2 separate regions of the Homo sapiens genome follow, and region 1 is linked to region 2. Evidence: chromatin contacts called from ENCODE Hi-C or POLR2A ChIA-PET data. All regions are on one chromosome and are shown on one strand. Each heading gives the region's core, a stretch centred on a gene start or an enhancer-like site at or near the end of the contact. The rest is flanking DNA. Distances are from core to core; before and after follow the strand shown. Region 1 holds the start of HM13 (histocompatibility minor 13). Region 2 holds the start of LINC01597 (long intergenic non-protein coding RNA 1597).

The links. A loop is a pair of places that touch in the nucleus more often than their neighbours do. ChIA-PET counts read pairs that join two places held with the same protein, here RNA polymerase II (POLR2A). Pooled maps may share reads with other maps.
Region 1: a loop to region 2 is called in a map of naive thymus-derived CD4-positive, alpha-beta T cell, with 12 times the contacts of the local background. The contact joins the promoter of HM13 here to the promoter of LINC01597 in region 2. A Hi-C loop is called at or near these places in 1 of 168 maps with a recorded cell type or tissue (naive thymus-derived CD4-positive, alpha-beta T cell) and 5 of 50 pooled maps. POLR2A ChIA-PET finds 5 or more read pairs at or near these places in 1 of 52 experiments (B cell).

What each region holds. Positions count from the first base shown.
Region 1 is chr20:31,512,366-31,516,397 of GRCh38, forward strand. It overlaps HM13 (histocompatibility minor 13), which reads left to right and starts at 2,077. Exons shown (of 13, transcript NM_178581.3): 1 at 2,077-2,369. The coding sequence starts at 2,187. RefSeq lists a silencer at 2,674-2,743.
Region 2 is chr20:30,284,461-30,288,691 of GRCh38, forward strand. LINC01597 (long intergenic non-protein coding RNA 1597) reads right to left here and starts at 2,077. Exons shown (of 2, transcript NR_145432.2): 1 at 1,980-2,077. LOC107985433 (putative uncharacterized protein LOC401522) reads right to left here. Exons shown (of 3, transcript NR_171672.1): 2 at 3,811-3,925; 3 at 2,568-3,012.

The sequences.
Region 1 (4,032 bases), core at 827-3,326, 1.2 Mb after region 2:
GTGTAGTCCTAGCTACTCGGGAGGCTGAGGCAGGAGAATGGCGTGAACCCGGAAGCTGGAGGTTGCAGTGAGCCGAAATCGTGCCACTGCACTCCAGCCTGGGTGACATAGCAAGACTCCATCTCAAAAAAAAAAATAAAAAATAAATAAAATAAAATAAAATAGGCACTCTTGCGGGAGGTGGCAGCTCATGCCTATAATTGCAGAACTTTGGGAGGCCGAAGTGGGCAGATTGCTTGAGCCCAGGAGTTTGAGACCAGCCTGGGCAACATGCCGAAACCCCATCTCTACTAAAAACACAAAAAGTTAGCCGGGCGTGGTGGCACACACCTGTGGTCCCAGCTACTGGGGAGGCTGAGGTGGGAGAATCACCCAAGCCCAGAAGGTAGAGGCTGCAGTGAGCTGTGATCATGCCACTGCACTCCAGCCTGGGTGACAGAGTGAGACCCTGTCTCAAAATAATAATAATAATAATAATAATAATAGGCCCTCCTTGAAGTTTTTTGTTTGCACAGTCACACAGTGATGCTTAGATGTTCCAGTATCTAATATAGCCACAGTAGGCTGCAAGCAGTGGCTCATACCTGTAATCCCAACACTTTAGGAGGCTGAGGCAGGAGGATCACTTGAACCTAGGAGTTTGAGACCAGCCTGGCCAACATGGCAAAACCCCATGTCTAAGAAAATATATATTTTTAACTTTTTTAACAATATCAAAAATAAGAATCACATAAATAAACAGATTCTTCAAATTCTGAAAAGAGCCACAAAGCTTTATAAATTGTACAGGGGCATGAACTCGTAAGGTATTATAATTGCCTGGCACATAGTAGGCTCTCAATACATTTGCAAACTCCACACACACCTTACTTTCTTTTGCTTTATTTTTCTCTATTTATCTGCATTAACATGCTATGTAACACATAACTATACATTAACGTTTTACAAATTACAAATTTTTCTTGTTTTTTTTTTTTTTTTTTTTGAGACAGAGTCTCACTCTGTCGCCCAGGCTGGAGTGCAGTGGGCTCACTGCAACCTCCGCCTCCCAGGTTCAAGCCAGTCTCCTGCCTCAGCCTCCCAAGTAGCTGGGATTGTAGGCGCCCGCCACCACGCCCGGCTAATTTTTTATATTTTTAGTACAGACGGGGTTTCACCGTGTTAGCCAGGATGGTCTCGATCTCCTGACCTCGCAATCTGCCCACCTCGGCCTCCCAAAGTGCTGGGATTACAGGCGTGAGCCACCGCGCCTGGCCTTTTTTTTTTTTTTTTTTTTTTTTTTTTTCAGACGGAGTTTCGCTCTTGTTGCCCAGGCTGGAGTGCAATGGCTCAGTCTTGGCTCACTGCAACCTCCGCCTCCCGGGTTCAGGCGATTCTCCTGCCTCAGCCTCCCGAGTAGCTGGGATTACAGGTGCGTGCCACCACGCCCGGCTAATTGTTTGTATTTTTAGTGCAGACGGGGTTTCACCATATTGGTCAGGCTGGTCTCGAACTCGTGACGTCAGGTGATCCACCCGCCTCGGCCTCCTAGAGTGCTGGGATTACAGGCGTGAGCCACTGCGCCCAGCCCATTTTACAGACTTTTATTTTGTTCAGTTTCTTTATTGTCTTCCCAACGTCCCCCCACACACACTGCACTAAAATGCAAACTTCACGAAGGCAAGGAGGAACTTTTGCCTGTATTGTTCACCTCAGTGTCCCCAGAGCCTAGGTCAGTTGTTGGCATATTGAGGGACATTCAATAAATATTTAAGGAGTGAATAAACAATTGGATACCCAATAAATGCATGTATGAATAAACACATTCTTAGTTATTCGGAATATGAGGATTTGCGGAGAGTGGACAGCAGGGGATTGAGGAGACCGGCTGGGACTGGGAAATGGGCATTCGGGTCGCATGCCCACCGCAGTGGCCCAGAGCCCCTGTCCGGACCGCTAACAAGTTGCTTAGCAACCCGCCGCCCGGCCCTCGGCCACCGCTAGAGGGCGAGCGGGCGGGGAGACGTGCACGCGCGCGCGCGTGCGTGCAAGCGTGTGTGCGCGCGTGCGCGGCGCGGGCTTGGGAGGGAGCACGTCACTTCCTGTTGCCTTAGGGGAACGTGGCTTTCCCTGCAGAGCCGGTGTCTCCGCCTGCGTCCCTGCTGCAGCAACCGGAGCTGGAGTCGGATCCCGAACGCACCCTCGCCATGGACTCGGCCCTCAGCGATCCGCATAACGGCAGTGCCGAGGCAGGCGGCCCCACCAACAGCACTACGCGGCCGCCTTCCACGCCCGAGGGCATCGCGCTGGCCTACGGCAGCCTCCTGCTCATGGCGCTGCTGCCCATCTTCTTCGGCGCCCTGCGCTCCGTACGCTGCGCCCGCGGCAAGGTAGGGTCAGCGGGAAAACCGGGCACTTTCCACCCCCATACCGAACACGGCCGACATGGACCCTTCCTAGGCGGGACAGACACCTCTCCCCGGACACTGACTCTTCCCAGCCCTGATCACCACCGTTCCCTCTGTCTCGGGCCCACATTCCGGGGCTGGCATTTCCTACCCCGGGATCTGGGCACCGACCCCCGACCAGGGTATGATACCTTCCCCAATAGGAACTTGCTTCTGCTCCCGACCCGGACCCTGACACTTCCCTCCCTGTGCATCATGCCGCGGCTGGGAACGCTGTCAGCCCGTCCCCCACTGCGACTCGGGCACTGATTGTTCTGAGCCTGTTGGGCCCAGGCAGATCAGCCCCATCATGTATACCTGATGGATACTGGTCCTCACAACTTACTGAATGGTACAATTTCGTGTCATTCCCTGTTAGGAACCCTGCCTCAGCCCACCGCAGGGCCCTTTCTACCATCCAGACCCATCCCTAGACTCTGACTCCTGTCTCACTGGAATCTATGGCACCTTATGTGCTCACCTAGATCCCCCACACCTGGCCCTTGCCCCTGCCTCAAAAACAATGATCTCTTAGAGCCCAGTTTTTCACATCACTTTCTGGAACCATCCCAGTCAGCTGGCTCCTCAGAAGCTGGCATCTTGGTGCCTCTACTTTCCAACTAGGCATGGACGTCTTATTTTCCTGGTTTCCTCTCTTAACTACCATCCAACCTTGGACATGGCCTAGTCAAAACCTAGACCTTGTTCCTAACCTGTAACCCTTTTCCCACCCAGCCTTTGACCCTATCTCAAAGTAGCCCTTCTCCCCATACCCCCAAGACAATCCCCCCACCAAACTGGGCCTGTCTGCTGGGCCACTGTTGGCCCCTCTTGTGAGACTGGGCCAGACTCCATCCCTGGCCTTCCTCAACATCTGTCCTATTGGATAACTAGGAGGACTCCAGCACATTTCACCTTCTGCTTCTCCCTCCCCCTTCCCTGCCCCACTTCTTCCCTATATTAAGCCCTTTCTAGCCCGTTGTACCAATGACTTTTCACTTCCTGGCACCCTCTCCCTTCCTCCACAACCTCTTAATCTGCACCTTCCCGATGCTCCTCCCCCACCCAGACCTGAGGATGGACCTAAGTGGAAGTCTTGCCCAAAGAGGGCAGGCCCACAAAGCAGCTGCCACTTTTGAAACTGCTGAAGCTGAGGTTCTCAAAACACTACCCAACTTGAGCAGTAGCTGAGGCCTGCCATCTTCCTTCCCCAGGAGCAGAGAACTCACTACTGGCTCTGTATGCGATCAGATGCAAAGGAAAGTAGTTAGGCGGGGCTTAGGCTGAGAGACTCAAACATGACTCCATTTTCCTTTTTATTTGGCTTTTTCTAAGCTGAGTTCAGGTGATATTAAGCCTCTCTACTATGCCTGTCAGGTAGACACTTAGTGTAGAGAGCAGTTCTGAGATAACCCAGGACAGAGGAGGCGAAGGACAGCTGGCATAAGGCTAGGCAGCTTGATCTGAGCTGCTCTCCAAACTGAGTAATTCTCCCTGGCACCTTCTGTACATGGATCACTAATCTCTGCAGAAAACACCTTCCAGGCAACAGTATTTCCTGAACTTCCACCACTGTCAGGGGTAAGGGAGGATTGCTGCAAAGATG
Region 2 (4,231 bases), core at 827-3,326:
GTGAGTCTCCCCAGAATTCGTGCCTCGGTCCGTGATCTCTAGGACAGTTCGGCCTGCATGCCCCTGGGCTGCTCTCTCGCCCGAGGGTCGTTCTCATCGAGAGCAGAACCCCATAGCCTCAGGGATTGCCTGGAGGTGTGTTTTTCAATGCCCTCCTCCTTTGAAAGAGCAGTGGCCTGCCCCACTTCTAAAAGCCCTGGGGCTCCGGTAAGCCGACAGGGCTTTACAGGACACCTGCAAAGAGGAACAGGAGCAAACCCGAGGCAGAGACCATGTGACTACGCGTGGCCCTGGCCTATCCCACAGCAGTTGGTGTTAACGTGTGTCACCGGAGGCATACGGGGCGACGGCGAAACAAAGGGTGTTGTCCAGGCGTGTGCCGGTGGAAGGGGAAAACAGGTGACATTTCCATCAATGCCAAGGAAAATCGAAAACACCTGGGACCCGAGGGGTGTGGGGGGGGCCTGTGACTGACCCAAGCCACGTTTTCGAATGCCTACCGGAGGAGCAAAGAGGTTTCTGCAAAATTCGCCCCAACCCCAACCCTCCAAGGCCCTGGCAGCCCTGACGCAACTTCGGCTGCACAGAGCCCCAGCCCCAGCCCCCAGCCCTAGACCAGTCCCTTTGTTTCCCTTACATTCGTTTCGGCCAGAAGATCAAGGGGTTCAGTCCACCCAGGAGCAGAGGAGAGGATGTCCCTCAAGAATGAGACAGGAAGTGCAGAGGAAATGCGACACCACCTGTCGTGGAAGACAAGGCCAGTCACGGTCGCCTAGCGCTCATTCTAGGTAATCCACCCACCCATGAGGGGAAACGTGGAGAAGACACCTGCCTGAGACACCTATGGAAGCCAAGTGTTCCCGGGCCATGAGACCTGCCCAATCAAGCAGAAACACATTTGGAGAGACAAACAATCACGACACGGGTCTCCAGGAAGTGTCTCCCTGACGGAGTGGGAAGTCATCTTAGTTGAAGGCATTTGGCCAGAGCGAGAGGCATCCAGGTCCCTGAGAAACAGGGGAGGCAGAGCAAGAGGGAGGACAGAGCAGAGGCCGGAGCCCAGGCAGGATACAGCACCTTGCCACCGTCACAGGCATAAGGGGTGGGGTTCCTAAAGGGTGGCTTGTGCAGGGAGGCCAGCGTTCCAGGGACAGGGATTGTTGCCATCTCTCATTCCTGGCTTCCTCTTGCTGACTGTATCGTGGTGTGGCTTCATTTCTCAGAGAAGAGCCGCGAAAAGACTCAAACATCTTCTCTGACGTGGGTCCGCTGATCTCCTGTGGGACAAAGAGCTCCTGTGGGGCTCTTGTCCTCATCTGCAGTGTGTTCCTCTTGATGCTAGAAAAGAGGACGCTCAGGATGGGGACGAGACAGCAATTGCTCCAAGACCGACGCATCTTCTCACGTGGGCCAGGCTTTCACGCAGCCAAAGCAGATCCGCGGGGGCGAAAACGATTGACAACCGGCCTCATGACCCAGGCAGAGACACAGAAAGAGGTTCAACAAAGACAGGCCGCCATGCAAGAGACAGCTCTGTGGTTCACAGGGCATATTCAGCCAAAGACACACAAGCACACGGGCACACACACACAAACCCACAGAGAGTGGGAAAGAAACACACAGAGACTGAGAGACAGAGAGAGAAGGGAGAATGGGAGACACACACACACACAAACAAAGGGTCATACAGCAGAGGCATTGAAACACACACCACCAGGCAACCCCTGAGGCTGCGGGGTTCTGCTGTCAACCAGAACGACCCTCGGGTGAAAGAGCAGCCCAGGGGCACGCAGGCCAACCGGTCCTCGAGATCACGGACGGCGGCACGACATTTGGGGAGACTCACTCCAACCAACACCGTCCGGGCAGGCCTGAGGCTGGGAGCCCCTGCTGCTTCCCCCGTCTCCGCCTGGGGGAGCCCACCACCTACCCACCCTCCATTCACCTCCCCTCCTTAAGGCTCACTAAGCTCTATTTACCTTTTGTAACTCCATCCCTCCGTAAGTACACAACTCTCCTAGCTGGTTTCCTAGAGGGCAGATACAGTGTTTCCAGTTGGCCCTCTGCAGATATCTATGAACAAGTCTCTCCCAGCCCCTACATATAAATATGTGTGTTCTAGACAGACGGGCCTAAGTCCCAATGTAAACACATCACAAGATAATTACACCTTATATGCATACAGATCTCTCTATAGAGTTATATTTGAAAGTGTCTATAACTCTAGAGAGAGATTGCAGCATGCACATATAGGACTGTAATTACTTATATGTATTTTTATAACTATGTAGTTATAAATAGATATGCCTATATATAGTGATAATAATATAGCAATATCTCCATAGCCATATATGGCTCTAAATGAATGCTCTAACTACTCTATTTCACAATCAATAAGTATATATCTTCTGATACATAATTCTAACAATATACGTTTTTATCTATATAGCTGTTCAGAGATATAAATCTGTCAGGATATCAAATGTACATAAAGCTGGATGGCTGTAAGAGAGTCGTATATTTTCCCATATATAAATCTGCTCCTATAACTACTGTATATGCACAAATACAATGGAAATAGTTATATTTCCCTCAAACATAAATCTGTAAATACAACCACAGCACATTTAGGTACGGTTAGACATAGAGCAATATTTCCTAGATATCAGTCTGTCAATAGAGCCACAGTGTCTCCAAACAGAGAGTTATAGAGGGAGTTATAAATAAACTCTCCAGATGTGAACGGATCAGTAGAACTAGATGTAAACATGACTCCAAGCCGTTCTTTCTTCTTCTTCTTCTTTGTAAGATATTCCTGAAGCAAGCCCAGTCATATAACAGGGTGCAAAGGTGTCTGGGTACTGGTATTTTTCCCCCCAAGGAGGGTCGGAAGTCGCTGGACTTTGGGAAACTGAGCAGGAGTGGGTAGGGGACAGTGCCCGCTCCCAACGCAATCCAGAAGCCCCTTCCGTCTGTCTCCTGGTGGCTGAGAGCTCGGGCAAGTGGAGAGGCCTAAGGGAGAAAAATGAAAAAGCAGAGTCTGGCTTGAGTCGTTTGGCCCTTCTGCCTAAAACCCTCTCAACAGGGAAGCCCCGACCAGGCGTCGGAGCGGAGAGAGCCCACGAGGCACAGAGGTTGGGAGAAAGGGTCTGCAGGCCGGGCTTCGGAGGCCTAGCGGAGTCGCCAGCCGGTGCCTGACCGCCCGGCGCCCCATCGCCCAGGGCCGCTGCCTCGCCGCAGGCCTGAACACAAAACCTGGGCCCTAGCCCTGCGCCCTGTGCTCAGCACTTCCACTGGTCTTATTTTATTGCTGTTTGTCCAATTAGGTATCGCAGCGTCCTCCACCAGGTGTTGTTTTCAAATGTGAGGGCACCCAGAGCTTTCTGAATGCGTGTCTGTGTGTGTGTGTGTGTGTGTGTGTGTGTGTGTGTGTGTGTGTGTGTGTGCTGGCTTTAAATAAGTGACTCAGTGGATAGTGTATTTCTCTTTTCAGACCAAATGTGTCACTGGCTACTGGAAAAGAATCCAGACCTCTGAAAGGGTTCGTGACAAATTTTTTAGAAGTTCTCACGCTCATTTGTTACGATGATTTTCTTTTCTTTTTTCTCTTTTAAAAAAGTTGGCTAATTTGTGCTTCTATATTCCTCTTTAATTTTATTTTTATTGGGGGTACAAATGTTTTTAAAGGAGGGATTTTGTTAGACCCGAAACTGTGGGGTGGCTTCCTCTCTAGCAAACTTATTATCTCTACGCCTGTGATTCCCATCACCGCCAAGAAAACAAACTAATTAAACGACCAGAAAACTGTACCTGGAGAAAATGAGGTAGAAGTTGCAGGATCCGGGACCGCGGTCTTTGCTTGCTTCATGAAAAATCGGCTAGTCTCCAAACTCGCGAAGGAATATTCAAGGTGCCTCAACTCCTCCTTTTAAATTTTTTAATAAAGAGCCTAGACAGGGAACTTTCCCTGGGCCTGCCAGAGCCCCAGCCTCGCTCTCCCAACTTCCCAGCGGCCATAAGTGTTTTTCTGCTTCCGTTCGGGCCCCCCGTCTTCCCGGGCATCTCTGAGCTCCTGCCGGATCAAGGCTGTGGTCATCACCTCATTCATCTCTGCCGCTTGGCCTGAGCCTGCACATTTGGCCTCATTCTTAAAACAGAGGCTCCTGGAGAGTCCCAAAAGCCACTAACCATTCCCATATGTGGGATCCCTTCTCTGATCACACAAAGCAGA